4 separate regions of the Mus musculus genome follow, and regions 1, 2 and 4 are each linked to region 3. Evidence: chromatin loops called from intact Hi-C (ENCODE). Cell type or tissue: left cerebral cortex. All regions are shown on one strand.

Evidence for each region. Peaks named below come from ENCODE experiments on the same cell type or tissue, not always from the same donor. Only the 100,000 strongest peaks of a DNase experiment are listed, where the experiment ranks them.
Region 1: a loop joins it to region 3, with 2.0 times the contacts of the local background. A loop is called at or near these places in 5 of 42 quality-filtered maps.
Region 2: a loop joins it to region 3, with 2.4 times the contacts of the local background. A loop is called at or near these places in 2 of 42 quality-filtered maps.
Region 4: it touches region 3 in a loop (2.5-fold over the local background); 3 of 42 quality-filtered maps call a loop at or near these places.

The regions. Positions count from the first base shown.
Region 1 is chr4:33,582,763-33,590,762 of GRCm38, reverse strand. No RefSeq gene overlaps it. Among named protein-coding and RNA genes, the nearest start is that of Gm32955, 16 kb to the left of the region's middle. In left cerebral cortex, a CTCF peak has its summit at 3,975; DNase peaks (open chromatin) are centred at 2,936, 3,375, 4,024, 7,627 and 1 more place; H3K4me3 peaks cover 478 bases; H3K27ac peaks cover 935 bases.
Region 2 is chr4:34,368,405-34,376,404 of GRCm38, reverse strand. Gm46882 (a long non-coding RNA gene) reads left to right here and starts at 4,576. Exons shown (of 2, transcript XR_001784527.1): 1 at 4,576-5,075; 2 at 6,854-8,000. In left cerebral cortex, a CTCF peak has its summit at 4,519; a DNase peak (open chromatin) is centred at 4,645.
Region 3 is chr4:33,522,808-33,530,807 of GRCm38, reverse strand. No RefSeq gene overlaps it. Among named protein-coding and RNA genes, the nearest start is that of Gm52726, 17 kb to the right of the region's middle. In left cerebral cortex, a CTCF peak has its summit at 4,589; DNase peaks (open chromatin) are centred at 4,577, 5,854, 6,090, 6,865 and 2 more places; H3K27ac peaks cover 1,086 bases.
Region 4 is chr4:34,228,458-34,236,457 of GRCm38, reverse strand. No RefSeq gene overlaps it. Among named protein-coding and RNA genes, the nearest start is that of Gm33286, 75 kb to the left of the region's middle. In left cerebral cortex, a CTCF peak has its summit at 4,980 (motif pointing right); DNase peaks (open chromatin) are centred at 4,972 and 5,541.

The sequences.
Region 1 (8,000 bases), 60 kb before region 3:
CGAAGACTAGAGTTTGGGGAGCAGTGAGCATCTTGCTTGCACATCTGGCTGACCTGGAAGCTAAGGCTAACAAGATAAACTGAAGCTAAATATCAAAGGATATCAGATGCATGAAGAGTCTGGGTCCTCTACACAGTTCTTGTCACCTGTAGACTTTTGTGTGGTGAGTAAATCAGATCTATGATGTGAAACTATGGTTCTTATGACACTCTGGAAGAACTGGCCAGAGAAGTCCACTCTCAGCATGAACTTCACTCAAGATTTGCCTTTCCAAGCAAGAGGTGGCAAGGGAGTGGAAGTAAGACAAATACTATGCAGCTGGACTCACAGCCAAGTTATTGGAGAGCTGTAGAGAAAAACCCCCCAGAAGGACTCTAAGATTGCCAGCTCATGAGTGTGAGAGGCAATAGCATCATCATCCACCCTCCAAGGAGCATGATCCAAGTGAGACTGGAAATGTCCAGAGGAACACGTATAGTCCCAGGATCTGTCTATGTGGTTCTGCAGCTTAAGGGAAACAGCACATTTGAAGTTCAAGGATGGTAGGGCTCAAGTAGAACATTGCAAGAGTAGGTGAGATCCCACCTACACCAGGAGAACACACCTCAAAACAGAAGTGGACCTCTGAGGAATGCCAGCAGCAAATCTAAGGTCCTTGCCAGATTTCCGGACTCTGGCACTGACAATGAGGTAGCCCTGCAGATGCATAGCATCCTGTCCCCCAAGTTCCTCTGAGAAATGATTCTTGCAGTCTGCCATCTCTTAGAATTATTTTTCTGTTTGCTAATAATATCCAGGAACAAAAACTCTGGCTCACAGGCTTGGGTTTAATGTGATAAAAATCCATATTCACCTTGAATGAGCTATTTCAGATAACAGATATTTATTTGATCAGACTCCATTATTCCTTCATCTCTACCCTGCCTACAACAACAACAACAATAATAACAACAACAACAACAACAACAACAGGCTCCATCCAAAGGTTCAGGAGACCATTGTTCATGGTCCTTCAGACCCTGGAAGTCAGCAACCGCAAGAAGAGACATTAAAAATTAATGAATGTGCTATACTCAGTGTCCTGAAGTCAAGGCTATTTAAGTAGATAAAAGAGGCCTGGGGAGGGAAAGTCTTGTTGCTAATGTTTTCTTTATAATTATTAGGTGAAAAGAGAGAGAGAGAGAAGTGGGAGAACACAGCTACCACCGAGACAAAGTGAAAGGCGTGCATTAGAAGAAAGGATGCAGACAAATGGAGCACTCTCAGGCTCGAGCTCCGGGAGGGGGAGGAGGCACAATGAGAGTGGGGAGCTGCAGGGGGGGGAGAGGCAGACGCTCTCCACCCAGGCAGCTTCGCCTACAGCCTGGCCAGCCCTGACTTGAATAATGAGGCTGTTTGGACGAGCCTGAGGCCAGTGGTGGAGACTTATATAAGAACAAGTCTCTGGCTACGCTAGTCTTCACAAAGACACCCTGCACTCCTCTCTGCTGCACTTGTCTGTGGCCAAGGAGTAAGTTTCACATAATCACTGCAGCACCTGTGGCTCCAGTGGAGGGGAAAGGCATGCTCCGGTGAAGTGAATTAAAATGCCAGTCCTCTTGCTAAACACAAGGATACGAGCTGAGTTCTGCAGTGGATAAACTGGTACCTGCTTCCCAAAAACTTGGCTGCCAAGCAGACTTCTCCCAACACACAGTGCTTCATGAGCTGGACACGAATCTACTACACCTTTTTTTTTTTTTTTAATACTACTTACTGCAGGATCACAAACTCAGAATATCAAAACATTTTCCAAATCAAGCCTGAAGCCAAAGGATTCTGTGTGTGGCTTACAGGGTGCTTCCTAGGAAAGCCTGCTAAATGGTTCTAGAGAGAGAACTGGAATGCAATGGTTTGCAGTTCTATAGAGAGCAGATATTCCCAGGGAAGGAAGTGGCCCGGGGTTCTGTTATCTATGAAAGAGCATGGCTTTTGAAAACCTTAGGTCAGGTGGGCGCTTGGGGGTGTGCCGAGATGAAGCCACCATGCCACAAAGCCCAATTGCTGGTCACTGTTTTATATGGAACCGTAAGCTGAAGGAGCCTGGGAGAGACGAGGATTGCATTTCCCTTCCTATGTGGTAGAGCTGAGTGGTACGTTCCCCCTTTGTCTAAGTTCTGCTAACCAGACCCTCTTGCAGGTCCTCCCCATCTCCCTCCTCCACGCCAAGGAGACTGTGACATTGATAGAGACCCAATGGCATCGCAGGCTCTTGGCATAGCTCCTCTTTCCCCACATATAGAAAGAAACCATACTGGCTTTCATAGAGATCTTGGCTTCTATGTGAAGTCATCTTTGTCATAGACTGACCCCAAAAACTCAGGTTTTCCAGTGAGACTGTTTCCAGTTTCGTCTGCCACTCATTTCTGTACTCAAGAGACATTGCGTGTCAATCATGTGCTGACTGCTGTAGGTGCTAGGCCGGGAGAAGATGAGCCCCACCCTCCAGCAGCCCTGAGTCTAGCCGCAAACACCAATTATCCTCTGTTTAACCTGCCTTGCCCTTAGGGGCCCAGGATGTGAACAGGAAACAGGCATTCAGGCAGATGGGGTCCTTCCCTCTCCAGCTCCACTGGCCTCATTTTGGTTAGTCTTGTCCCTGACTTTGACTTCCCATCTTGAAGCTCAACCCTTCTTGCCTTTGCCCCCGCCACAGTCGCCAGAACTGTCAGTTTTGCCTGAGCCATGTTTTCAGCCTCTCCTATCCGTCAGTCACGGCCTTGATAGCTGTCACTGGTCAAGTGGCCAACTGGTTCCCCTAGCCTCGGGCTCTCCATCCTCAGTCCCGCTGCCATTTTTCCTACGCGGTCATTTTCCTAAAATAGAAATGAGATTGCATCACTCCTTATTTAGAGACAATCATCAAGTCACTAAGCTCTCGGTGTGACTGGGCTTCACACCATCTGCAGGCACTTGGCTTAGGAAGAAGTGTCGTTGAAAGCAAGATGACTCAGCCAGGGACTATGAAGGGCTGACTCAGGGCTCTCATCATAACTGCCCCTTAGAATCCTAAGAGCTCGTGTGACCCGCAGATGCCAGCACTACTCGCCCAGCCCAGACCATTGACTCTGAATGTCAGATGAAGTCTGGGTGGCCAGGCAGGGGGACTCACCGGAGATTTGAACTTTGAGTTGGATTATGGGGGGAAGGTAGCATGAGACTCTGTCTCTTTTTCAGAACTGCTCTTCTTCACTTTCAGATATCCCTGCAACATCACTTTCTTTCCCTAAGTTCCCTGAAATGGCTTAGTAAGTATGTCTAATTATCAGTCAATCACCAGCAGGAATCACCAGGCAGATGCTGTGCTCAGATCAGAAGACTCCTCCCACGTGCGCTTCAGGGGCAGTACCTCAGCCAGTACAAGTCTGACTTGGGAGGGGCCTGGAGCGGCACGTGACCCGCCTTTCCATCCCACCTCTCCTCACAGATGCTTTCTAAGTAGTTTGACCCCTCCTGTACCAAGAAATTGATCCTGTCAGCTATAGTTATCTTTTTCGCATAAAATCTCTCTCGTGGTTTATTTTATTGGGGATCTTCACCCCCTCCTCTGCCCTCCTCGATGCCTGCAGCGCTGGGCCGCACTGCAAGTTCCAAGAATGATTTCTAGATCTCTCTCCCTGCCAGACTTGGGAGAGCTTCATTTTCACATCGTGCTTTGGCTGCAAGGGTTAACTTTCCATTTCAGGAGGGGAGTGTGGGGTTTCCTTCCCAATATCTGTATGATCCAGTATGTGTTTATACTCACGGCCCCTGCCACACAGGTCCTTCCCCCTCATCTCTCATTTCCTTCACACCAGAAGTCAGACCATTTCTGTAGCAGACAGAGTCTGCGGGAGCTGTTGTTCACAGCTGGTGAGGGAAAGGAACAACTGGGGAAGAAAAAGAAAAGCAAGAGACCAAAAGGACAAAGGGCTCTTCAGGCAGAGGGAGCTGTTGCCACAGGCTTGCGGAAGAACTCAGGGCTCCTGCAGGCTGCTGTAGGCTTTTTGTTTTTTGTGGCAGTGAACCCAGTCACCCCTTGTTTATTGAGTCCTGTGAGCTTGGTACAGCTCTCTAAGGCTGCCGGTTCCATATCTAAGCATTCTCCTTGCAAAGGCATCTGTCATGGAAATGAAGCTATTTGCACAAAGCAGAACTAACACTGAAGGGAGGAATACAAGCCAAGAGACACAGAATTAAGACATAAATATTCAGAGCCGAGACCTCTAGCCTGGGCTTTGTGTGAGGAGAACCAGAGAGCCTGGCTAGGTCTGCTTCGGGCAGGGCAGCGGATGGCTGGTGAAGGAGAAAGGAGTGAGCCACCACTGAGGAGAGGAGGTGGGACTGAGTTGGTGGGACTGGGGAGGGAGAGAATTTCTTGACATTGTCTGTGTTTAGGACTGCGATCTGTCTTCCACACCTTTTCAGTTCACTACACTGACTATCTTGGAGAGGTAGGCTGTACTTTGAATGTGACTTCAAGCTGAAGAAAGGCCCGGCCAGCTCATTCTAATAAGGACTATAGATACGGGTAACATCCTTGTAGACACCAGTCTACAGTCTTGAGGATGAGCTGGCAAGAAACTAGGGAGAGAATGTGAGACGATCAAAACACAGTTCTCAGGATGGTATAAAGAAATGGGGCTCAGTTTCCCACTAGACTGGTGATTCTCAACCTGTGGTTCTCCACACCCCTTTTAGGGGTCAAACAACCCTTTCATAGGGGTCGCCTGGTCTGCAGAGTCTCCTGCAGAAGCCAGGAAACACTGCTGCTGAGGAGGCCACACCCACCCGAAGACTAGGTGTTCCCTCCGCTCTTCCTTTCCCTCCTCCGCAGTGTCTCTGGAAGCATCCACCACCTTGAGGGCTAACAGGAATCCATGAAAGAACAAGCCTCCCTTGGAGCTTACTGAATTATTAAAATATTGCCATGAGATGTTACTTGACAGAATATATATATACTTTCCCCAAATCACTCTACGGAATATTTGAGGAGGAAAAGAAAAAAATGACTGACAGTTGCCGTGGAAGAAGTGGGAGAAGCTTCTAGCCTTGAGACCACAGCCCAGCTTCCCAGCCCTGGAAGCCACGTTCATGGGACTCTATATGGATCAGCCAAAGAGACTGGCACTAGGCAGGAAGATGAACAAACACCCCATTGGTAGAAGGATTAACCTAGAACCTGGGGCTCCAACCTTCAGCCTTCCTCCAGCGGGAGTGGGATCTGACCACTGATATTTCCTCTGACTTTCTGATACATCGTTTCGTCAAAACAGCCAGAGCAGTGCTTCCCTGGGCCCCTTCAGCTGGGGTGGGGAGAGAGAGAGATGAGAGAGAGAGAGAGAGAGAGAGAGAGAGAGAGAGAGAGAGAGAGAGGTTAGAAACATAACCAGTCCGTGCACATTCCAATTTTCTCCATCAGATAAAAACTAGTCTGCCAATTCCCAACCACAATCTCTTGAATCTTTTATAATCAGAAAATCTCTTTCAATTGTGACAAGAATTCAGTTTTCTCTCTGCCCCTGATTGCCCAACGGTGATTACCCCTCCCAAGCCTTTTTTTTTTCTTTTCCCTCATTTGTGCAAGGAGAAGCTGTGGGTTGTAGCCTGCTTGCTAAGAGCCTTACTCAGCACTAACACTCGAAATCTGTGAGAAATCTTATTACAAGTTATTACTGATTTAGCTACAAGAGAATACAATCCTTTAAAAAAAAATCTACGAGGAGTCCCAATGACTTATATCCAACTTGACAGAAAAAAGTAAAGTCCCCTTGGCATAGGGGAAGTAATTAAAGACACACATTCTATTTTCTCTTTTGGAGAGCTCAACAACCCATTGGCCCATTAGACCTTGTCTAGGGCTGATCTTTATAATCTTCCCAAGAATTTTAGACTCTTGATGCATTTGCTCATGATAGATGCGATGACACACAAACTAGCAGCTGGCATTGTCTTAGGAGATTAGATGTCTGTATCTCACTCCCTTGAAGGCCAAAATAGATACCTCTAATTGGGGAGGAACGTTAGGCTCTTCTTGCTATGATTTCTTGGGGGGCAGGGGGAGAAGGTCACATCTTTGTCTTTACCACTGTCAACAAACTTAATTTCTGGGGGGGGGGGAAGCATGCATAATTGCTGTAAGTGGGCCCCACCACTTCCTCTCGTTTTTCTATCGGCTCGATTCAGCTGTCAGTCTTTTTTTTTTTAATTATTTATTTATTATATGCAAGTACACTGTAACTGTCTTCAGACACTCCAGAAGAGAGCATCAGATTTCATTACAGATGGTTGTGAGCCACCATGTGGTTGCTGGGATTTGAACTCAGGACCTTTGGAAGAGCAGTCGGCACTCTTAACCGCTGAGCCATCTCACCAGGCCCGCCACCCCCAGCTGTCAGTTTTATGTCACGCCTTAGCACCAAAGATAGGGAAACTGGAGCTTCGCCAATAAGTCGCAGCTCTAGCACTCGATCTCAAGACTTCTGACTGCAGGACAAATGCCACACGAACAGCAAAGCCAAGAGGCGAGTGAATGCCGAGCCAGTCCTCCATGAGGCAACACAACAGAACGAGCTTCAGGGGAGGGAGGAGTTTAGTGCTGCCTATTGGACGCGGATGGATACAAGGGACGAGAGAAGTACAGTGTCCCATACGTGCCAGGGAGTCGGTGGCCACCCTGGAACTCCAGACCCAAACTCATCTTTTTTTCTACGCTACCCAGATAGCCTTAAGTTCCACCTGGAAGACAAGTCTATGATTACTGGAAGACAGGAGGAGGCGAAGCACTTCTGAGCCTCTAGGGGAGATGAGGTGCCAAGTTGCAAAAGCAATCGCTGAGAACCAGCCTGGAAGGTTTTGCATCTGTGGGATATTTGTTCCTGAATACCCCCAAATGCTACATTACCTATATTTCTTATTTTTGCATTTACATCGAATTTTATGGCTTCATGGTAATAAAATCATTCCATTTATACTATGTTCCCACCCAATAAGCTTTTACTAAGATATATCCTTTTATGCTGCCACTACGTGCTTTGATTAACGGAGTTACCGATTCGCCTGGTTCCACATTCAAACAACTGTCCTGATCAATTTCTGTTTTTCAGACTATTGCTCTGATCCACTGCCCTGCTTTGTAGAGGATAGCCGAGACCACTCGCCACCCCGGCACACTGTGCCCCATGTAGGTGCTGACCTGTATACTTCAGACTTGTGCAAATCAGCCTGACTTGATCAGTGTTATTCTTATTACTTGTAACCTGATTAAAGTCATGAATCTCTGAACTATAACTGTGTTTTCAAGATTGTCATCTAAATTATGTAAATAACTAGTGCAGTAATTAGCTCTCTTTGATGAGCTTCCGTTTAGGTTCAAGATGAGCCGATCTATATTTATCAACTCTGGGCATGCTTTGCTCCCAGACAGGCGTGCAGCAGAGGTGAGCCCCTCCAGGGGACACTCAGCTCAGCAGCATCCTGACCCAGCATGGCTGGCCACCAGCTAACTCTCCATTCTCCCTCTCTACGCATCGTCAATTCAGGGAGAGCCTCCAGGAGTGGGAACGGCTGAATCGATGTTTCTCCTAGCTGCTTCACAGAATCCTAAGAAAGAGATCCATTTTCTTAATCTACATGTGTTCTAGCTCTGCCAGGGAACATTTCCAGATTCTTCTAAAGAGCTCTGCCTGTTTTTCACCTCCATTTGGAGTTAAGAAAGCAGTGAAGCAGTCTTCTCGTAACAATCACTAGCTTCCTTCCAGGGAAAAACTTTCAGCTCCCTGGTAGGGCTTTGGTAATTGATAGAGCTTTGGTAGCTTTGGTAGCTTTGGTGGCTTTGGTGGCCCCACTGCTAGTACTGCTCTTGGCAATCTTGCTGCAGGAGGGATAAATGTTAGCTAGGGTTTACATCCCAGGTCTACCATGTAAGCTCATGACAGTTCACCCCTCTGACACCAGCTCCTCAGCCAATGAGTGGAAACACG
Region 2 (8,000 bases), 850 kb before region 3:
CACAATAGGAAACAGAAGCAATCTAAACATCCTTCAACAAGCAAACGGATTATGAAAATGTGGCACATACACAGTATGGAATACTGTTCAGTGGTAAAGAGAAAAATGAAATCATGAACTTTGCAGGTAAGTGGATGAAAGTAGCAAAGATTGTATTGATTGAGGTAACCCACATGTTCTTTCATATTGGAGTCTGTTAGCTCTAATTCTTCAGATGTGAAAACACAGCTCATAGTAACTTCGGAAACCAGGAAAGTAAAATGGTTCTACTGCCAGGACAGGGTGGGTAGACAGGGGGAATAGCAGAGCACAAGCATTCTGATCAGGAAGATGGGATAAAGCAGTTCTCCTCAGGGAGGTAGAGCAAGAAAAATACAGAAGTAGGATAGGAACAGAGTAGAGGGGAATAATAGCAGGATACAAGGGATCTAATATGGGAAATGGGAAAGGTGGGACCCTTTAGGGAGGGCAGAGGGACATAAACCCAGGAGGAGAAAGGAAGTGAGTGAAATAACAGCAAGGATGTCTGAAATGGCCATAAGAAATGATACTATTTACCTACATTTTAAAAAATCAAATATTTACCTTAAAATATTTACCTAAAAAAACCTCCAAAACTATAATGCCAAATTCCATGTATAAACATACACATACAGTTTTATTTTTTTTTTAATTTTTAACCTAGATTGGCAAATGCTCCCTCTAAGAGTCAAAGTGCCCTAAGAGAAACCACCCCAGTACCAGACATAAGATATCTTCTTCTGACTTGTTGATCAGGGCTGTCCAAGAGACTCCCAAAACATACAGCATTTTGCTGTTGCCCTATGTTGGTCCCAGTGGTGGACTTTAAGTTGCTATTGCTGAAGACACCATGCACTTTAGAAACAGGGCTCAGAGAGATCCATGACTTGGAACTAAGCTGAGGACTAGCTTTCATGGCACCAGAAGGCACCACACAAGCTTACAAAGGAGAAAGGCAACTAGTAGCCCTGTCCAGGTATGATGCCTATAAATCATATCTTTGACCAGTTTGGCATGATAACCCTCTGGGTGCAGTGGTGGCACATATTCCTTGGTGGCAACCAACAACTCTCTAATTTGGCTTAAGACCTGCTCAACAAGAGAGAAAGCATGCCTTGTTGATATAACAATTGATGCAAAAAGAAGCCATGAACTTGAAGAAGAGTGGGAAGGAGGTATATGGGAGGTTTTGGAGGGAGAAAAGAGAAGGGAGGAATGTGATTATATTATAATCTAAAAATAAAAATTAAAAGAGATCTGATTATGCTGAAACTCACCTGTATGGGAATAGCCATAAACATTTTAAAATAGCTATGTGATACTTTTACACTCTCAGAAAACAAGCAGCTCCCCTAATCCTGCTCACAGCAAGATCCCTCCTGACTGCATAGTATACTCTCTCCTTAATCCTGGATACATAATCTGAAGTAGAACATATACCACATGCATTCTGTTTCTGAAATTGGCATATATTTAAAAGTTTTATTTTGAGCTACATCTAGGAAGAAAAATACTCTTAACAGTTTCCTTTCTTATTTTAATAATTTTCAATTTTAATCCTTTCTTTCCTACGATTTAAAAATAATTCTGTTTTATATGCATTGGCGTAAGGGTGTCGGACCCCCTGGAATGCCATAACAGACAGCTGTGAGCTGCTATGTGGGTCCAGGGGATCGAACTTAGGTCTTCTGGAAGAACACCCAGTGCTCTTAACCACCGGTTCGTCTCTCCAGCACCTCTTTCCTAGTTTTAAATATTTTCTTTTCTTAGTTTTTGATCCTTTTATTTTTTGATTCTTAAAAACATCCCCCTCCTTTCAGGCACTGTTCTCCCTATTTCCCTTCGTCTTTCCCTATGTCTTCCTAAATTCCATCCTACGTGTCAAATCTATCTCTTTCTCGCTATTCTTTTCCTCCACCTCAACTTGCTGTAACTTCACCATCTAATCTATGGTGGAGATGAGTTGTTTGTGAGCCTGAGAAAAGCTCCGTTTGTTACACACAGGAATACCTTTTGCTGGACACCCTGACTATGGAAGTGTTCGTAGAAGATGGTTCTAGATCAAAGCCTCCAAAACGATCAGCAAGCTCAGCAAGGGCCGGCTTCTCAGTTATTTATTCTTTTCTGCATTTTCTGGTTGCTCTGAGAAGGAATTTCTTTTTTTTTTTCCATTTTTTATTAGGTATTTAGCTCATTTACATTTCCAATGCTAAACCAAAAGTCCCCCATACCCACCCCCCCACTCCCCGACCCACCCACTCCCCCTTTTTGGCCCTGGTGTTCCCCTGTACTGGGGCATATAAAGTTTGCGTGTCCAATAGGCCTCTCTTTCCAGTGATGGCCGTCTAGGCCATCTTTTGATACATATGCAGCTAGAGTCAAGAGCTCTGGGGTACTGGTTAGTTCATAATGTTGTTCCACCTATAGGGTTGCAGATCCCTTTAGCTCCTTAGCTGACTGTGAGCATCCACTTCTGTGTTTGCTAGGCCCCGGCATAGTCTCACAAGAGACAGCTACATCTGGGTCCTTTCGATAAAATCTTGCTAGTGTATGCAATGGTGTCAGCGTTTGGAAGCTGATCATGGGATGGATCTCTGGATATGGCAATCACTAGATGGTCCATCCTTTTGTCACACTTCCAAACTTTGTCTCTGTAACTCCTTCCATGGGTGTTTTGTTTCCTATTCTAAGAAGGGGCCATTCCTAGCCAAATGGAGAAAGAATTTCTAAAGGCCTGTTCGAAACTGACACAAACACAAGGGGGCTTCTGTCCCTATCACTGCACCTAATGGGTTCTTCAAGGTCACCTGTAACCTGGGTTTTGCCAGATTTGATGGTCACAGTTGCATCTGCCTCTCACTTGATGTTCTTAGCTGTTTCTTTGGTGGCCTTCTACTTTTCCTTTTGCTCCTGATCGAGTCTGCTCAGTCTCCCTGGCTGGTACTGATACCTTCTTTATTTAATATGCATGTGCCCAATATCAGCTCCTGGCCTATTCATTTCTCCACCCAAATTCTCTCCTTGGATTGACCAATCGTACCCTGAGCTCTTCTAAACGTGAATCACACATCTGGACTTGCCTCTAAACTCCACATTTCTGACAGAAAGAGGCCTGGTCGTGCAGAAATCCCCTCTTGAGAGATTACTTGACATTTCATTTGGAATGGACTCCTAAACTGAACCACACCCAATTGGATCAGAACCCCGTTTCTCCTCAGCTTTCATCCTCCCAACAGGCCTTTCTCCCAGCATCTAATTCTACTAAGTGGTCCTCAGTGGTCCTCTTCCCCACTGCTCAGCCAAAGCCCACCCCCAGCTTGGCTGCAGCATCACTTAGCTCCATTTAACATAAGGCAGAAGTCTGTCCACTTTCTGCAACTTAGCTGCCTTGCTCTTGTCTAACCTCCTGACTTCTCTAGGCTGCAGGTCTACAACCATTTCCAAAAGTGTTCTCTGTTAGCCTCTTGCCCTTGTAGTGGCACTTTCTCTACACATAGTAGCTGGGATAATTTTCATAAATATAAGTCATTCTCTTTGCTAACAACCCCTTACAGTGCCCTTACCCCAGTGAGAACCCCATGACCAATCCTTACATTTTCTAGTACTTTGCTTTCTCTGTGTTTGGACCTCTTGAAGAAGTTAGACATTTTTATGTCTCCTGGTTCTCCTTGCCTAGGTAAAATAAGAGCAAATAATTAAGTCAGGTGTGCTGTCACACAACTTTAATTCTAGCACTTGTGATGGATCTTCAAGAGTTTAAGGCCAGCCTGATCTACTGTATAGGTGAAATCTTCCTGTGCATCCCCCTTACTTTCAATAAGTCTCAAAGCTTACGATCTCGGGGATGATGCTCAGTTGCCCATGGTCTGATAGGCACTACAGAAGAAAGCTATGGGAAGTAGTGTGGATTTGGATAGGAAGAGGCAGAACTGTGGGAGAATAAATAGAAAAGCAAATCACAAAGGGAGGTGGGTGGTTTCACAGCGAGGCATAAAGAACAGTCTTTTTCTTATTTTGTAATTCATATTGTAAAATATTATAAACGGAGCTGTTATAGAAAGAAGAGTAATGAAATGATATTAATTAGCATCATATTAATTATGCTAAATAATCTTTCTGAAAAGATCTAAAAATGGTTTAAAAGGAGCTAATGATGTTATATTAATGGGCAATGTGTCTATAATAAACATTAATTATATGGTATTAAACCAGTCCATAGAGCTTTTGAAAAGTACAACACGCTAATAAAACAGCAGAAACTTAATTGCTACCCTTAAACTTTAGAACTGGAATGACTTAATGATAAGAAGTACTTCAGTAAGGAAAAACATTCACAAAACACTTGGTATGACATAGTGTTTCAGTGTAGGAAAAATACATCTAAAAGTCAATAAAACCAAAAGAATTATTCAGACCTTGTAGCCCAGATAGCACTGTCAAATCCCCTCTTATTTTTCACGTAGCTCATTGTGTGGATTCCAGAGTCTTTTCTAAGTCAGCCACTAGAGAGCAAACTTCTTCCTTTTATCAGGCTGCAGCCTTGCTATTATTATTTTTTTTTTCTTTTAAAAAAACCTCAACCATATACATAGGCAGCTTTCTCAGGACCGCATTATCTGGCTATAAAATCTGATGATATGGCTTCTAGGTGCCTGGGGCTGTGGTGTGGGGAGCGGAAGAGGGGATTTTTAAGGCCATTTGTATTAAAAAAAATGTAAGAAAGAACAAGTAAGATGTGGTTATGTCAAGCCACTTTCCTGGGGTGAAAACGAAGCCTGCTGCTAATGGAGCCCAGAGTCTTATATTTCATCCCATGTATAAAATAAGACAGGCACTGTTGGCTCTGACAGGCATCTTGGGCCTTTTTTTTCTAGTCGAGGTCTCCAGAGAGCTCAAAGAAATGATGCTGTTTCCAGATGAAGTGCGGATGGATTACACTCTGTTACCTCTGCGGCTTTCAGCTCCAGAGGCTCTAGCTAGGAGAGAGAAAGCTGCTACTTTAAGAACATTTGCATCACTGGGCTAACCCTTCGTTGTGGGTGTTTCTTCCACAGGTGAGTATGGTATCCATAACATTACAGTGCAAGCTGCTAAAGATACCTGAGAACAGAAGAGCCCATGGAGGTCTTCATTACCAGGCTCCAGAGTCCATCCCAGCCTGCTTTTTGCCTGAATTGAGAGATAACCAAACAGGTCATATCTTTCCTTTTCTGGTGGCTGTTAAATAGTTGGCTGGAGCGATTCTTTGCTGAACAAAATTATTGTAATCAGATTTTTATCACTGTCGTGATTTTCTTCTAGGGCATTGGAGCGTTACTATCCTAGAATTAACATTACAAAAAGTATCTATGGCAGATTCCAAAACCTTCAAGGGAACACGTCTCTGAAATCCAGTGGCTGTTCTGGTTAGGCTGATACTGTATGTTGAAAGGCATGGGTAAACCTGTCTCTGTGTAAACCATTTGTCTTAGTAAATTCTCTGAGTTTACAAGGCTTAGCCTAACATTTCACACTCCAGGGCATTCATGTGAGAGCTCTCCTGTGGGCCTTGTCTCCTACATCATCATCCATGAGCATAGATGCATGCCCACAGGCCCCAGTACAGTGGTAATACCACTACCTCCCACTACGTGAAGCCTTCTCAAAGGCACGTCGATCCATGAATACTCACTGGGTGAGGTCTTGTGTTTACGGGGAGAAGCTGAAATCCTTACCCACTACAGAAGCACACTGTGCACCTTCTCTAAAGTGCTGTTGGGAGCAGGCAAAAGGACGACTGTTAGCATTCTTAGAGTTTTTGTGTCAAGGGTGACACCTGCATGGGTGGTGGATTCTTCTACTGAGAAATGGACACTTAACCAGGGCTTAGGTGACAAACCTACCCTGGAGCCAAACTGCCACATGTCTAGATGGGCAACTTTGAGCAATTTATTCAACTTCTCAGTACTACCGAATTATAAGATGCAGGGAAATATCACCTTCCTATGTTTCCTTTAGGAAGTTAGACTTGACTGCATGTCCACAGGTATGTAGGGGGTCAGCTAAGTTCTTTACTGCTACACCAAGGTATAACTTTAATTTTTTTTCAAGCCTTATTTTTAATGATAGTTCTTAAATGCTTTAACCTCCCTTCTAGGCCCTCACCCACCAAAGGTAGTAGGAAAGAAAGGATATGGGGGAAGTGGACCTGTTTAGAAATGTTTTTTTGGAGCAACTTCTGTTTGTGTTGTCTGGAAATCGACAATTCAGTTCACAGGTTAGCAGTGGCAGCTTGATCCACTTGCAAATACTTCACGGATACACCAGCAGTCCAGTTCAGTAGAGTCAGGAAAGCAAACAGGAATCAGCAAAGGTGGCACTACCTAGCAGAGACAGCCAGGCCTCAGCCTCCGCACAAGTCAGCAGGAGGGATCAGGAGAGACACCAGGAGCAGCTGTGCCTCTTCCAACGCAGTGAAAATCAGTGAAGACTTGAGACCCACATGCGTAGTACAGCTAGCTCTATAAGCAAGCCTAGATTAGCCTGTCACTGTCCTTTGAGTCCTATTTATACCCTCCCAACATCAAGTGACCTCCACGGGTCTTGCCTCAGCACATGCATCTAAGTTGACATCACTCTGTCCATTAGCTGAAGTCTGAGGAAGCGGCAAGGAACTGCAGCACACCACCAGAATTTTTTTTGGTGTCCTGACAAATGCAGCTCAATTATGCAATGTAAGGCAGACCAACACATGCGTGTTGTTAGCAAAGAATCCTTCATCACATGCCCTTTCATGTGTTTGTTTTAACCTTTGTCTGCTTCAGCTAAACGTTCCTTCATGTGTTTGCTCCAGCAAAACACCATCCAACCAACTTTCCAATGAGCCCTGAAGTTTTCATTTCACCAAGGAGTCTCCAAGGAAGAACCTGGAACTAAACCTGAGGGAGCCTCTGTGGAATAAGAGAGTTACAGAAAATAGCTTTTCCATGGTATGTTATTGCTTGGCCCAGTTTCTTGCGTGCGCCGGACTGGCCAGCAGTAATGACGCTGCAACAGGATCCTTCTGCACACGTTTATTGGGAGAGCTTGATTGCAGAGGCGAAGAGATCCTGAGCCCAGAACTGGTGCTGCTTATATAGGCCTAGGAGAGGCGTGTCTCACACCCGGATTGGTTATGCACTAAGCCTCATTTGCATGTTCCTCATCTGATTGGCTACTCTCTCTCTCTCTGTACCTCACAGAGCCTCATTATCATACCTCATTTGCGTGTCTCACATCTGATTGGTTATACTCTCAAAGCCTCATTATCATGCCCGGGCCAGGCAGTGTCTTTGCAAAAAACTTTACTGCATATGTACACATTGGTTGTTTGTCCAAACTTATGCGTGATGGCCAGCAGTAGTCAGTGCCACTCTGCAATGGCACATGTGGCTTCCCACACCAGTTTCCTGCAGAGGAGGAGGGAGAAGGGAGAGAGAATTTTAGTAAAGAAGACCTGAGAGAATTATGTTTACCTTCTATCACTAAGATTCTAAAACCATGGCAGAATTGCTTCCATTGCCTCTGTACCTTGGGATTGGGGTAGAGAGACTTGAAGGATTAACAGCTCCAGAGCCTACAGTCCAGCACTCCCATCCCCATGTCTCTAAGGCTTCTGCCGGGGTCTGGGAGAGGCCAAAGGGGAAGAGTTACCTAACAGAAACAAAAGCTTCACTTAGGTCAGATGTAATTGTTCCTCGGTACATTCCAGAGAAGCCACTCCTTATGAGGTTAATGGGGGTGGGGGTGGGGGTGGGCATTTTCATCCAAATCACCATATTCCACTCCCTGGCTCTCATAGGCTTGTAGCCATATCATAATGAAAGCTACATTTAGTCCAACTTCAAAAGTCCCCATAGTCGATCACAGTAGCAGCATTGTTTAAAACTTCAAAGTTCAACCTCTCTTCTGAATCTCATGCAAACTTTTAACTCTAATTCCCTGTGAAAACAAAATGAAAA
Region 3 (8,000 bases):
TGGTGGTGCTTTAAAAAAAAAAAAAAAAAAAAAAAAACAAAAAACAAAAAAAAAAACCTAGGTTGCATGGCAAACACTTTACCAACTAAGCCCAGGCCTGGTTTTTATTTGTTGAGACAGGATCTTGCTGTATAGCTTGCACCTCTAGTCTTCCAAAACCCTCGGCTCAAACAAAAGCATATGCTCCAGACACTTGAAATTGGGTGGCACGTTCTGTAGGATGTGTCTTCTCTCTGTTGTATAATATCCTTCTTTTCCTCTGGCAATCTCGTATGCACAGCAGTCCACACTGCTTGATATAAACACATTCGGTATTCCCTTTGATTCATTTGCAGGGGTTTTTATTTTCATGTTTTTAAAAAATTCTATATTAGTACTTTCAAGTGATTATCCACGGAAAACATGAGAGTTAAGCCATGGTTTTTAAATCTATGCTGTTAACCTCTATTCGTTATTTGGTGTGTTCAGATTTTACTCTTACTGAACTTGTTGGCATTTTACGATTTAAATCTGCTTTTGGGGGGACAGGGGTGTCTTTTGAGTATATCCATTCTTTTCCAGGGTGGATGCAATGGAATTATCCCCACTTTTGTTCCTGAATATGCTGCTATGTAGAGCAGACCGTTCCCAGCCCTGGGGACTACGCAAGGAGAGCCACGTGCTCATGGTTGGCTGGGCGCTCCCCCTCCACCTTCCATCATGACGAATGCTCCCGGGTTTCTCTGTTATCACTTGCTTTCTGACTTTAAAGTGTTACACAGTAATTCTTTAGGCAGATGCATGGACAACAGTCTCGGTTTCCCTTCACTGGAGGATTTTTGGTTTTATTTTCCCTTTGTTTCTGAAGGAAGTTTGCTAGATATAGAACTGAGGGCTTACAGTTTTGTTCTTCCTCACCTCTGGATTCTGATGAGAGATAATCTGCCCTTTATGTCACTCCCCGTCCCATACTGGGCGCTCCCGTGTGCCTGTCTGTAAGACATTCTCTCTATAATGTTTGGGAACTTGATGATGTGTGTATATGGATAGCTTTAACTTTATCCTGTTTGTGTTTCTCTTGGCTGTTTGAACATACACATTAATGTATCTCTTTCAGTTTTGAGAGTTGCTGACATTATTTCATATAGTAATTGCTCAGCCTCTCACTCTCTCCTTCTGGGACTCTGATAGACGCCCTGTCACTGTTCCACAGACCCTCGAGACTCAATTTATAAAATATCTTTTCCTCCTTGTTCAAATCCAATCACTTCTATTGACTTACGTCTTAGTTTACTATTTCTTTCCTTTGTCATCTCACTCTGAAGGTGAGCCTGCTGTTTGAGTTTTAGAATTCGTTTTATTCTTCATTTCTGTAATTTCTACTTACTTTTTCTTTATATCATCTGAATTTTTAACTGAGAGTTTGTTTTGTGAACATTCATAATTGAGAGCTGTGTCACCATTATGACCGTTATAAATAAACCCTTTAAGAATGTTGTTATCCTTCTTCCTATTCTTCCTACAAAAGGTTTGTCTTGAAGAGTTGGGGTGTTATGTCATGAGACTATGGCACTTACTTCAATATTCCACATTCATACAAAACCAATCATCTAGGTTCCAAGGACAAATTTTATTTTGTGGATATGAGGCTGGTTTTCATTTCAAGGTCTTTATATTGCTTTTCTCTTCTGCCCTCTTTGGGTGTGGGGAATCTCTACAAATATCATGGCCAGAAAACAGAGTATCAATCCAGGGAAGACAAGAAGGGGGTTTGATTCAATATAACAGTAGCTGGTGTTGGTGCAAACACTGAGATTCAGGCATTTTGGGAAAAAATTTTCCTGGTGATAATCAACTCAGTCCCTGTGTGCACAACAAAGCTTACTACATGGTTACATTGAGACCCTGGAGTACAGGTGACATCTTCCATAAAGATATTCTCTAGATTCTCTTAAAAATAAAGTAGGCTTATCATAAACAAGGTAAGGGTCTGGGGGTAAGGCAGTGTGGCCTAGCCGTACTAATATGTCAAAGGCCAGCAGGCCATTACCCACATTCAAGAACTGCCTTCCCGGCAGTAAAACAAGTCATACATGTCTTCTTTGAAGAGACCGTCCTGCCTGTTTAGCATTCCTGTTTTCGATGGTGCTTATCTGTGAGCCCAAGGACCTACAGTCCTTCTACACCTGGGTATCACTCAGGGCTCATCGTGAAACCTGTGTAGTCTGATTTTGGTTCTCAGATTTAGCTGCTCTGTTGATTCTGATCATATTCACTCACGAGGCACTTGGGGCCTGCCCATGAGTTCTGGAACAGATCTTGACAATGTCCTGATTCAGAGAAGAATACAATGTGGTCACAATGACAAGCAGGGCAATGGATGTCCATCCCTCCGTGGGAAGGTGTTCTAATTTCATTTCTGTTGCTTTGACAAATACAATTTTAGCTTATTCTCCTCAGTCATCGAGGAAGTCAAGGCAGGGAACCAAAGCAGCGGGCCGCATGACATCCAGTCAGGGGAAGGAAGAAAGGAGTGCACTGGTTGGGCCTCTAGGCAGCTGTCACTGACCCTCTTCTGACACTTACATGAAGAAAGGCTCTATTTACTATTAAGTAGTGCCACACAGGGGGCCTGAGTCTTCCTACATAGGCAACCAACCAACAAGGCCAGTCTGATCCACGTAATTCCTCATTAAGCCTCTCTTCCCAGATGGTTCTAAGTCACTCCAGTTATCATTTATGGCCTACCATTGCAGTTGAGGAAAGAGTAACCCAGACCCTTGAGTCACATCCACCACCAGGACACCAGGGAAAAGGGCGTGGCTCAGTGCTTTCTTGGTATATGGTAGGAGCTGCAGAGAGCTGTGTCCTGCATGACCTCCCTGTCCCAGGGCTTCAGCTAGAGAAGTCATGTTTAGGAAGTGAGCCCATTGACATTTCCACATTCTGGGCTTTAGTGCACAAGCTAGTATCATAAACAGGAGTCTTTCTCTCTCTCTCTCTCTCTCTCTCTCTCTCTCTCTCTCTCTCTCTCTCTCACACACACACACACACACACACACACACACACACACCCCTCTATGTCTGCCCACTGTCTTTTCTCTATAATACAGAGTTTTCTGGTAGTTAGCTTTTTACGTATTTTGTCCAGGATTTTCCATTGTAACTAGCAGAAGTAGTGGGGTGTCCTTATTCCATTTGTCTGGGATTCTAAGTCCTGTTTTTCAAGTATCCACCAGAAAATGGAGTGTCAGAGTAAACTTATCCATGCCAACCGAAGCTCCCTGATGCTACAACTGGAATTTGACTGCTTCCCTGTCAGACAGAAGGTCTGTGTCTTAGGCTACACTTTGGGTATCCAGACAGCATCTCTGTACTAAACATAGAAAGTTGATCAGTTTTGGTTTTATTTATTATTTTCATGTCACATGAGAGGAAAGTTGCTTCTTTTCTGTCAGGAAGCTAATTCATTAGATACTAGCACTGGTGCGTTTGGGGAGTGGCCAGTCAAAGCAATGAGCAACCAGGAGTCTCCCCACACTCAGAGGAGGTCATGTGAGAGACATTTGCAGTATTCCACTTGCAAATGAAATGTCAGTAAGAGGCTGAGTAATGAGATATTTTTCGTTGAAGGGCAAGCTCCAGCTCGGTTCACGTGTGGCGGGACCACACCTTCGCTAGAGAGAGGCTATGTCATTGTTACAAACCGCACCTGCACTTTCTAACTCTCTACTAAGCAAGGCCAGCTTGGCTTGGAATTGGAATACAAATGGGATCCAGCAGCCCACTTCAGGCAGTAGCAGCAAGCAAAGCAGAAAGCTCTGTGGGTGGAAGCAAGCCCCGGGTCCCTGTGGATTTGTAAGGAAGGCCGTGAGGGGTGTGAACTTCAGTCTGTCACCCACATCTAATCATCACTTCGGCATTAACCTGCTGGGGAAGCCTGGCAAAGGGGCCCAGCGATTGTGAGCATCAGGAATGCCACCTGCTAGGCAGTGCTGGGGATGCCCTCTGCTGAGAAGCACGAGTCTCTTTTCCTAAGCTGCGGTGCCAAAGCCTGCAGAGGGAACGGAGCTGAGCACCCTTGGCTTGCCACCCTCACAGAGCACGGTTTCTCGGCTCTCTTGGTGTTAAGTGAAATTTGCATTTCTGCTGCTGCTGTGTCTTGACAGCCAACATTTCTCTGTGTGTTTTTGGTGTGGAAAACGATCGTCCCACAATTGGCATGGTGAGACTCTTCCTTAGGCGAGGTATTTCCTTTGAGACTAAACTGCCATTTGTACTGTTTTGTTGTTTGAGACAACACATTGCCAGGCTGCTCAGGAAACAGAACTGAGGAGGCAGGCAAAGGTTTTTTTGTTTTGTTTTGTTTTGTTTTTTCAGGAGTGTGAGAGGCCATTCTCAGGTCTTGCCCAGAGCACTGGAATCAAGGAGCACTGGCAGGGACCTCCCTTGACTCAGGCAGCTGTCAGCTTCAAGCCAGGCCCGGAGGTCACATACATGCCCGCCCTTCACCCTTGCCTCCTGAAAAGCCCTGAAGAAACAGCCCTTCCAGAGGAATGCAGGGTCGGAACAAAAGATGTGAGCTAGCTTTCTCTCTAACTCCAGGGGGAGCTCGGAGCACCTCGCATTCTGTCCTATGGGCGTTCTCGTTTTCATTCTCTGTGGGCTTGGATTGTGTTTCTGAGGAACACAGCTGGAATAAGCACTGGGTTTTGAAAATACAGGCACACACATCTGCCAAGGATATAGCATGAAATGATTTTGTTGTGTGGTGTTTGATAACTGCACCCTGAGAGGTAAAGACTTTACCTCCAGATACTATTGGTTATTCTTTTGTTTTGTTTTGCTGTTTGTTTGTTTGTTTGTTTACCAAAACCCAGCTCCAGGAGGTATCCCTGTGATTCTGCTGTCTCTGCAGCTCCCCATGAAGTCATGTTCCTATCAAGACATGTTCCTATCAAATGCAAACAGGTGTCCTGTGGGACTGACCAACACTATAGCCTTTCAAGGTGAGACAGGCCTCGTCACCCACTCCCTCTGCCTCAATGCCACTCCCCACTAATGGAGCCACACAAATACTTCAGAACCATTAAATCAAGCACGTGGAAGCTACCAGTGGTGGTTTGAATGAAGATAGCTTCTATAGGCCAACAGGGAGTGGTACTATTAGGAGGTGCGGCCTTGTTGGAGGATATGTCACTGTAGGTGGATTTTGAAGTTTCAGATGCTCAAGCCAGGCCTACTGTTACTCTCTTTTCCCTCTGCCAATCCAGATGTAGAACTCTCAGCTACCTCCCCAGCACCATGTTTGCCCGCATGCTTCCTGCAGCGATGATAACAGACTAAACCTCTGAACTGTAAGCCAGCCCCAATGAAATGTTTTCCTTTATAAGAGTTGCAGCGGTCATGGTGTCTCTTCACAGCAATAGAAACCCTCACTAAGACATTACCCTTGACCTCTGAGCCATGTTGCCAAGATGAGGCTCCTGAAGAGTCACTAAATGATGGAGAAGATGGATGGGTAAATGCTTGAGTGGTAAGATAGCTGGGTAGATGAATGAACTGGTAGATGGATGAATGAGTGGGAGGATGGGTAGATAGGTGGGTGGACAAATGGATAGATGATAGATGGATGTGTGGTTGGACAAGGAGATGAACGGCAAGGCAGTGGAGTACACTGCTCCATGGTGCCTCGAAGCCCAGTCCACAAGGGAAACTTTCAGCCTTGCTAGCATCAGTGTCCGGTAGGAAAGCCCAGCCTCCCCCACAGCTCTGGCCCTGAATGGTAGATGTAGACGTAATGAGCTGGACTTGGAGCTCTCTCACCCACGCTGACATCTGTGCCTCTCCTTTGGCTCATACAAGAATATGGCCTCTCCTGGAAAAGGAAGAGACTTCATTGGAAAAGGCCCCTGGCCATGCACCAAGGCATGGAGCTAGTCTACGCCAAAGCCAAGACCAACCCGTTACCCCTGCCCTATTCTCTAGGTAAAAAATGAGTCATCAGAAGGAAAAGGAAACAAATCTGTTGTGCTGGCACTTAGTCTCTCTCCCAGTGAACCCCAGCAGCGATGGGAACACCAGTGTTAAGAATGAATGCCAAGCTAAGCCCCTCCCTTCCCAGCTGTCAGGCAGCAGAGCCAAGAGCCCCAGCCTGGCAGTGGGCAGGAGATGGATGGGCGCCAACACATATTTTCTGGCCCTGAGCCTGAGGTCATTGGTTCTGGGACTCACACCAAAGAAACTAGACTGCAGGACTCAGGGTGCACGTGGCTTAGAGCAAGCTCTTCTTTGGGGACTAGACTATCTTCAGTGACCAATCCATCACTGGCACGTGTCATAAGGAACGTGCTCTAAGCTGGATGGTGAAATCAGCCAGTTCCTTCTGGAGGAGAAGAGCCACTGAGTCCAGAAAAGACTCTCCTGGGAGAGGTACAACAGTCTCCACATTTTAAAAAATAATTTATTTAATTTTATTTTATGTGCATTGGTGTTTTTGTCTACATTCTTGGGAGTAGGGGGTGTCAGATCCCAGGCACTTGCCATGTTGACGCTGGGAATCGAACCCCAGTCCTCTGGAAGATCAATCAGTGCTCTTAACCACCAAGCCACCTCGCCAGCCCCAACACTCGCCAACTTTAACTTGCCAGATTCTATGGTACCAAACCTTTCTTCTTGTCACCTTGTCGTACCTGCTGGTTTGGGGAAATCAGAAGAGATTTCTAGACTATTCTGCTCATATTTCAGGCTGAAATGCATGAGATGGGATAGAAGATCATTCCCACCATTCTGATAGTTCTCCAGGGAGTTGTGTGCACATGTGTGAGCATGTGTTTGTGTACACACACTTATACACCCACACACCCACACTTGGATCTCAGAGCTAGACAAAGTCCTAGTGATCCAGATCTGAGTCATCACACCCAGGGTGGCCGCTTCACTTCTTTCTGAAATGTAAGCTATGGGAGTTAGAAAGACCGCCCTCCCCCTCCTCATACCTCTCCCCCCCCCCCAACTCTCCTCCCCCCAGTCCCCAGACATTGCATCTGCAGGCCAGCTGTCGCCATTATCCTCACTAGGGGACCCCTTCCAGCAGTCACCTCCATGAGTTCCCCACCCTGGAAGATTGACGAGGAAGAGGGAAGAGGCTGCAGAGCTGCCTCAAGGGAGAGACAGCCCATCCTGGCCTCCAATTTGAAACAAGATGAACACTTTGAGAGTTCTCCTAGCCAGGGTAGTATGGGCTAGGTGGGAGGTGGACTGAATTCCCAATCCAACTGACAGTATGAACAGTGGGTAAAGTGACCTTTTAGAAGCTCCCTGACCTCTGTTTTACTCTTTCATCCATCCATAGTCCTAGTGGCCCTCCGGTGGCACCTGAGTCCCTTTGTGTACAGTGCAGGAGTGCAGGAGGCACACCCTGTCCTTGTCAGGTGAAGATGGGATACGACCAGCTGGAGGACAGACTGAGGAGGCCTCCCCGTCACCGTCAGCTCTCCGAGCCGAAGGCTCTGCTCTCACAGATCCAAGAAGGGCCTTTTGAATTTTCCTCTGCTGGGTAGAGGGATACAGATCCTTCCCACACATTCTGTACAGCTCAGAAAATCCTCTACAGCACTCAGGGTGTTTTGTTTTGTTTTGTGTTTTGTTTTGTTTGAGTTGAGTACTCAAAATATCCAGCAGAGATGGATAAAGAAACCTCTCTAAGGTAGTCAATTGGCATGCTCCACTGGGCAAAACAGCACCCCTTCAGGTGAGTCTTCCAAGGAAAACCAAATAGCAAACAGACAGAGGTAACATCATCAAATGTATGGGCATGACATCCAGCAGAAACTAACTAGGGAAGCTGAGACAGTCTACTGGAGTTCTGGACTAAACTTTCTCTCAATGAGTGACCTTCCTTCTACCTTCTCTTCCCCACTTCAGAAAATTTCATACCGTGGGATAAACAAGAGGAGCCTCTGTTGGGTGTTGGGAAAGTTTCCCTGGGCTGTTTCCTTGTTCTCTCCTTTCTGCCACAG
Region 4 (8,000 bases), 710 kb before region 3:
TGTCGGCAGTTGCTACGTGCCCATTGACCTCATAGTCCTAGAGACTGATTTGGAAACGTTGTCCCCAGACTCTCCTCTGTCTGCTTTTCATTTATGTGCTGCCCCTTCCCTCAGCCCTGCTCCTGCCTGTTCACTCCACCCAGCCCACCTCCCTCTCCCATCTGGATCCTTAACACAGAGGTGGATGCAGCCATATGCCCTGTGGCTGTCCTGCCCTGCTGTGCTGTTATATTGGCACAGGTTGGACTGTGGTCACTGCTTATTGTTATCATCACTAAGTCCAGTCACGCTGATGGTTATTGATTTTCTCAGCGCAGATAGATCTTGCTTATTGGGAGTGTTCCATACAATGCATACACTGACAAACAAAAACATTTATTTTTCTCTAAAACGGGGAAGTACAAGACTGCATCCCAGACTCTGCCCCGCTGAACAACTTTGTCAAGGACTTAGATTGAGACATATAAGAGCCAGTGATCAAATCTGCTGTTGGCACAAAGTTGGGTAAAATAAAAGTCTGCCTCAGAGGTTTTTAAGATGAAGTGGGGTGTAGCTGTGTATGCCTGTACCTGCAATGTTGCTGAGGGGGTGGGAGACAGAGACAACTGGATTGCTGGGGCTTGCTAGCCTCCAGCCTAGCTGAAAGCCCCAATGTTCTGGTTAAGGTTCACTGAGAAAACTGGACTTGGAATATGGTGAAGGTCAGTAAAGAAAGATATCCACCTCTGGCCTCCATGAGAGCACACTAGGGTGACTGCTCCTTCTGGTCCTTCTAAAGGAAGTTCTGGGGACTTTTGTTGATGATAGCCTCAATATGAGGCAACCAAATGGTGATGCTGATGGGTGTGCAGGAATAGAGGCACAGTATCCATCACTCAGCCCCAAGTAGGCACAACCTCGTTAGCAGGACTGTTTACTTTTGTCACATTTAAAATACAAATAAAAACACTTATCACTCATGTTGATTAATTGAAAATGATCAAATTTCTCTTTAAACATAACCATTATAATAAAAGTAAGTTAAACATCATAGATATACTTGAAAATTCAGTAGTCTGCCTTTTAGCACACCCAAAGTAGGCAACCTGTGTCTCATCTTGTCAGTTAAGACAAATGTATCTATCAAACCAAACACATGCTTGTAACATTTTTGTTGGAATTGTTTTTTTTAATGGATATGCCCAAACCATAATTCTCCAATTTATGATGTTCACTTGAAAATATATCAGGTCTACATTATTTTTATAAATGGCTAATCTTCCATAATGGAGGTAGGGTATCATTTATTCATGTTTCACACTTATGAAATAAATAAGGATGGGATATTATGTTAGGGCAGATGGTGGGTGTTGGAGCCAGAACTGACAGAAATAATGATATAAGCAACCAGAGGCATCTATTAATAACTGGAAGATGGGCATCGGGCAAAGAGGAGGGCTTGTTGGGGCCATTAGTTAATGTCAGAGCTTTGCTCTAAGGGGCCGAAACAATTTCAGGCTCCTATCTGTTTATCATTGGTTTCTTGTCAGGTCGGGACTGGAGAAGGAAAGAGTGGAGACTGCTTTCTTCCGGTGTCTGGGGTTTGTGCAAAACCTAAGTCTCTGGGGTTACTAAGCGTGAGCCACCACGTCCCCAGAGAGCTTGCAGGATTGGAGCCTGCACTGTAAGCACATTATAAAAACATTAGGCCAACTAATAAAAATAATGACATTAAAAAGAAAAATTGTTGCAGAAAGCAAACAAATCCAGCCTCGCTGCTGAGGAAGGCACTGGCCCGATGTTGTTGTCAGGCTTAGGAGAAATTTGATTTCAGTGAATTTCATTGTCAGTGTCACCGGGGCATGAATCACCCTCCACTGGTTTTCTCAGCATTTTAATATCACAGATTTAGGGAACATGGCATTAGAGATATAAAGAAGCTCACAACGAGCCTCACCCAGAAGCCCCCTGGGCCCAAGGCTTTAACCAGGAGGCAGATTTCTGCCGTTATGGGGCTATAAATCTGAAAGCTGTTGAAGCCCCGCGGGATCGGGAGCTGTCAACCCCGAGACCAGAGCGATTGCCTTTCCACTCATGACCTTTCCTCTCTCCACAAACCCCGCCCACCGACTGAGGGTTGAGAAATGAATTTTCACACTTGGAAGCAAAGTTCTAGGGGCCGGAGGAGCAGGGGCTGGATGAAGTCCATGCTAGAGGAAGGACCTCTCAGGAGGCGCCCAGAGCTCATTTCCTGATCCTACCAGTTCTTTCCTGTGCGACAGGGGAAGCCACCTGCCCGGGCAGAAATAGGTCGCCCTGGAAAATGTGGAAGTGGAGGCAGCCTTAGGAGACACGTTGGAGAGTTGATTTCCATGTTCTCCAAGCCGCGATCTCCTTTTTCCTTTTTGATAAGCACGCACCAGGTGCCAAGTCCTGTGCCAAACACTTCACACGAGGAGGTGAGTCCTAGTTGGCTTCTACGTCCAGGTCACAAACCATTGAGGGAAGTAAGGGCAAGAATCTATCAGGAACCACAGAGAAAGTTTGCGGGCTCCCTCACTGGCTCGTGCTTGGTTAACCTTTTTGTATCACCGAGGACCAAGTAATGGTACTGCCAACAGGAAGCTGGTCCCTTCTGTGTTAATTAATTATCAAGACAATTCTTCACAGACATCTCATAGGCCGATCCAATGTAGGCAAGGTTTCAATTAAGGTATTCCTCCCAGGTGACTCCAGGCTGTGTCGTAGTCAACTAAATCTATGTTATGGATTAACTTTGAAATGTTTAAAAGCTACTTACTCACTTCAATTTATGAATGTATAGCCGGTTGATTCTATTTCCTCTCTTATATTTGGGTTTGGAGGTTGGAGGGTTTGTGGTAAGGAATCTTCACATTAAGCATTCTTACAGGTAGGCATTCACCAACCAGAGCCTTGAGTCCTCATCTGAAAATGGAAACCTCTCTCTCTCTCTCTCTCTCTCTCTCTCTCTCTCTCTCTCTCTCTCTCTCTCTCTCTCACACACACACACACACACACACACACACACACACACTTTTGAGGTTGGATCTTACTTTGTATGACTGGGTGGCTTGGAACTCGATATATAGACCAAGCTGGCATTGAATTCACAGAGACTTGCATACTCTTACCTCCCTGGTGCTGGGATTAAATAAAGGTGTACCCGTCACACCTATGTAGGACATGTCTTCTTAAAGACCTCTTTTGAACAGCAGAATTCTGTGGTTCCCTTTCTTCCTTAGCTTAAGACTGCCCCTGAAATAGCTTTTATCTTGAGCACCCATGACCACCTACACTAAAGACTTTCCACTCTCTTCTAGGCGATCCCACTTGATTGGCTGTATGCTTCCTTCACACTAAGGTTAGAATTGCACGATTTGGGCAGAGCTCATTGCATCATAGTTGTGAGGAGAAAGCTGTTTCCATTGCCATGATACACTGCTTTTTAAGAAAAGAAACCAGCTGAGTAGTTTCAGAATTTTACAGCTTATCTTTCTGGTCCTGATCAGCCTATGGAATGGTAAAGGTAGGGACTGTATGCCTATTTAACCCTGAGTTCCTACTCCGTGCTTATTGGTTGGCACGTAGTGTTTACTTATGCTGAAAGGACGGATGTTAAGTGCTTTAGCTCAGTGCAGTACATTTGCCCTTGTCAATGACATGGGGATAAAATATCACATCTCAAAAGCGGTAATCCATCATTAGTGTTTACCACACTGCAGTTATGTAATTCTCTCAACATACTGATGTGCGTCCCCACTTTAAATACAGAGAAACTAAGATGCTGTGGGAATACCAATTTCCAATTACCAATGCCCTTGGAATAACCCAGAAGTATAGTGCTAAGAAAAGAAAAGCTTACATAGTTATATCTTATTTAGAATTTTAAAACTGAGTATGGAGAAGGGGGCTGTGATTTCATACCTCACTGAGACCTGTGTCTCAGCAGGGGGAATTTGGTGTGGGTCCAGGTGGGAGGATGCTGGGGAAGATGGCATTCCTGAGTAGTTCCTTTGGCTTTTGGGTAAGGAATGAAACATACTTATTTATTTCTCTTTGACATGGAGAGAAGGTATTTTACATCAAACAATGCTTGAAATATATCACAGTGTGAAATAAATACTTCTTAAAACAAGACATAAACACACATCTAGAAATTCAGAAATGAGGTTAGGGATGCTCACGATGAAGACTCCCCAGGAGGAAACACAAGCATCCGTGCAGTCATTGATGCTGACGGTTAGCTGGGGAGCCTGGTTAGGGTAGAGATCAGCAGTCAGACTCAGGAGATCTCTGAGTAACCTCACTGGGTCATGGCTATGAGCCGAGTTGCTGCCATTGGCTTGATTTTGTTATGGCTAGATAGCTTCCTTATATCTTAGAGATTTCATCTGATTCTTAATAAATGTATAATCAATGAGTTTTCTAGTTTAGTTTATTGCTCCATAAAAATTCTAGACAGGCTAGTTTAAATGACAGAAAAAAAAAGCTCAACATTTTAAATAGGGATAATTAAATTTATATTAAGTAATAATTCTGGTGTATTGTGTCTTTCTCAGCTTTCCTCCCTCCTCCATCTTCTCTAGTTCATTTGAGAGACTGACATAGGCTCTGAAATTCAGACTCTCAATCCTTACTTACTTGTTCATCCGACACAAACCTCAACTGTGATAGGAATACAGAATTTGTTCTTGCTTTCTCTTTTTTGAGCATCGTCTTGCGGATTAGGGGGATGCGTGATTAGAGATGCCTTGAGGATTAAGAATTTTTAAACATGGGTTACATGTTTGGGGGACTTCTTTCTCCATTTCTACTATCAAGTCACAGTGAGAACGAGTTGACCAACCTCCAAACAAGACTCTGGGGTCTATTTGTGTTTTCCTGTGAAGGGCTCCTCCTTCCCTCTCTTCAGGCACAACATGGCACTATGGCGGCACTTCGGAGGTAGTGACACAGGAGACCAGCAGGTGGCACATGGGAACCACAATACTCACACCCAAGCTCTCCACCCAGCTGGAGGAAGGGATTAGTGCAGGCAGAGCTGGCTGAAGTCCTTGGTTATGGTGGTAGGGTCTACTAGGCAGGAAAACAAAGCAAGCCACATGAGCAAAATCAGTAGGTGGATGGTGTGGGAGTACATTTTATAGAAAAGCCAAGATGTCCTTTGTTGTTGAGGTGACAGAAAAGCTAGGACACGAGCAGGTGTGAAGAAGGGGATGACTGATAAACTAGAACCATTTTTTAATGCTAAAACGATCATTATGTGCACTGTCCTTCCTTATTTCAATCAACTATGGGAATATTCCTTAGAAGAGACAATACTTTTCTATGAGCATATACCTTAGAGGAGACAATACAATAACCTGGTCTTTTGTGTACCTGCATATATACATATATGAACGCATGTGAGTGTTTTCATGTGTTTGTAGGGTGCATGCCTGTGGAGGCCAGGTTCACCTTGTCTTCTCAGACAGGGTTTCTCATTGGGCTGCAGCTCACTCAGTAGGGTAGGCTGGCGGCCAGCAAGCTCCAAGGATCTGCCTGTCTCTGCTTGTCTAGCCCTGGGATTTCGGAGATGCATTACCAAGCCTGGCCTTTAAATATGACTTGTGGTGCTCAAACTCAAATCCTCATGACTGCTTGGCAAGCACTTTACTGAATAAGCAGTCTCTCCAGTCCCAGCTAGCCACACACCCCTAAAACCAAAGAACCAAACACTCCTCTCCAACATATGCAGTATGTGAACTTACTCTCTGAAATATTATGTCCAGAAAAAAGGCAGGATCATTTAACTCAAGGCTTCTTAATCTTTCTTTCTTCCTTCCTTCCTTCCTTCCTTCCTTCCTTCCTTCCTTCCTTCCTCTCTCTCTCTCTCTCTCGATCTCTCTCTCTCTCTCTTTCTTTCTTTCTTTCCTAGCAGTCCTTTTTGCTCAAGAAATTTTTAGATGCCACTAAACAGGTGTATAGATCAGACATTTACTGATAATAAATCAAATTTATTTTAAAACAATTTTTATTTACATAAATTTTATTTTGGAGACTAAAGCGAATTTGCACACAATGAGACGGATGTCCTCATTGCTTCGATTTTTACACAAAGAATTAGATCTTGGCTGAACATTTCCAAGTGTAAAACACAGAGCTGCTTCAACATTTTTCAGTTGATTTGTGTTTTGTTCTACAATAATTAATGCCAAGATTGCTGTTCCATATAAATATGCATTACAGAATGACAGAAGCTATATTTTGAGCCACTTCGAAAAATTGTTGGAAATTCTGTCCTAATCCCAAGCTAAAATTAATTTGGAGGTTTTATTTTGGGCGGGGTATGTAAAACTTAAGTCAGCAAACTCGCATAGCAATTTAGAAAGATCAAACATTCAAGCAATCCAATCCAAGATATACTGATTTGATACTTACACTCTGAGGAAGGATAATACAAATTATTAAATCTTTGTTTTCCGCTATTAAACCATATGTCTCTACAAGGAGCAGAACATTGTATATGCACAATAAAATGCTGGCATTTATAACATACAACAACTCTGCATGTGAGTCAAGGTACTTCAGGGATGTGTGTTGGCATGGTGTGATACAATGTGCAGTACCAAGTGTGCAGGTTAGGGGTTCACAATCAAGGTGATAACGAAGCCAAGAAATAAACACAGCATGGGCAAATGCTGCGTGAAATATGCCGGATTCATTTTGAGCTTAATTCTGAATTAATTTTTGGCTGATCAAGTTCAGGAATCCTTTACTGTCCACAGTTCTTCCCTAACCCTGTATTCAAGTAATTATGGCCCACAAGATAAGAATCTAAAGTTTCCATAGCAAGCTATACAGAGAACAACAATCTCCATCTAGCCAGACTAGCTCAGATGTGGGTTTCTGATGGAAGAAGGACAGTTAAGAGTGATGTATAGCCGGGCGTGGTGGCGCACGCCTTTAATCCCAGCACTCTGGAGGCGGAGGCAGAGGCAGGCAGATTTCTGAGATCGAGGCCAGCCTGGTCTACAAAGTGAGTTCCAGGACAGCCAGAGCTATACAGAGAAACCCTACCTCTAAAAACCAAAACCAAAACAAAAACAAAAACAAAAAACAAAAAAAACAATAACAACAACAACAACAAAACAGTGATGTTAAGCCAGGCAGTGGTGGCGAATGCCTTTAAACCCAGAACTTGGGAGGCAGAGGCAGGCAGATTTCTGAATTCGAGACCAGCCTGATCTACAGAGTGAGTTCCAGGACAGCCAGGGCTATACAGAGAAACCCTATCTCAAAAAACAAAAACAAAAAACAAAAACCAAAAACCAAGCAAAAAAAAAAAAAAAAAAGTGATGTTAAAATCTACCACTGTAGCCTACAATGAGTAGAATCTGCACTGGTTACATGAGAGGAAAGGAAGGAATGAGAATTGAATTACCAAGTTCAAATCAGTGAAAGCTTGGCATCATGGAAGGAGCTGTTACCTAGAAGACAAGAGAAAAAAACACACAGACACACATACACACACATACCCACACACAAGCATGCATGCATGCATGCATGTATGCACATGTGCGCAGAAAAGATCATTTTGATGCTAAAGGATATGAAATCTACTTGGAATAAATACTGAGAAACACTCAATATGAGCTTATACAACACCAATTTAAGATAATTAAATTTATTCCAAGATAATTAGTTTTATTTTGTTTTTATTTCTACAATCAATTTCTAAGATTTTCATTTCCTTATAAAATATTTTGGATATTAATGAAATATTACATATCTATGTCTTCTATAGCTGTTTTCTTACCAGATAATTTATCGAAAATTTAAATCTTGCTAATTTTCTTCAGATTATTTATGTAAGAGAAAAATTACAAGTCCTAGTGACGCCCTACCTGTGTAATAATATTTACTGTGGTAATAGCCTATAATCCCCAGGGAGCACAGGACAAAGTCAGAGAGGTTCTTGAGTTGGGCAGGATGCAAAGAAGATACTGAGACCCGAACAG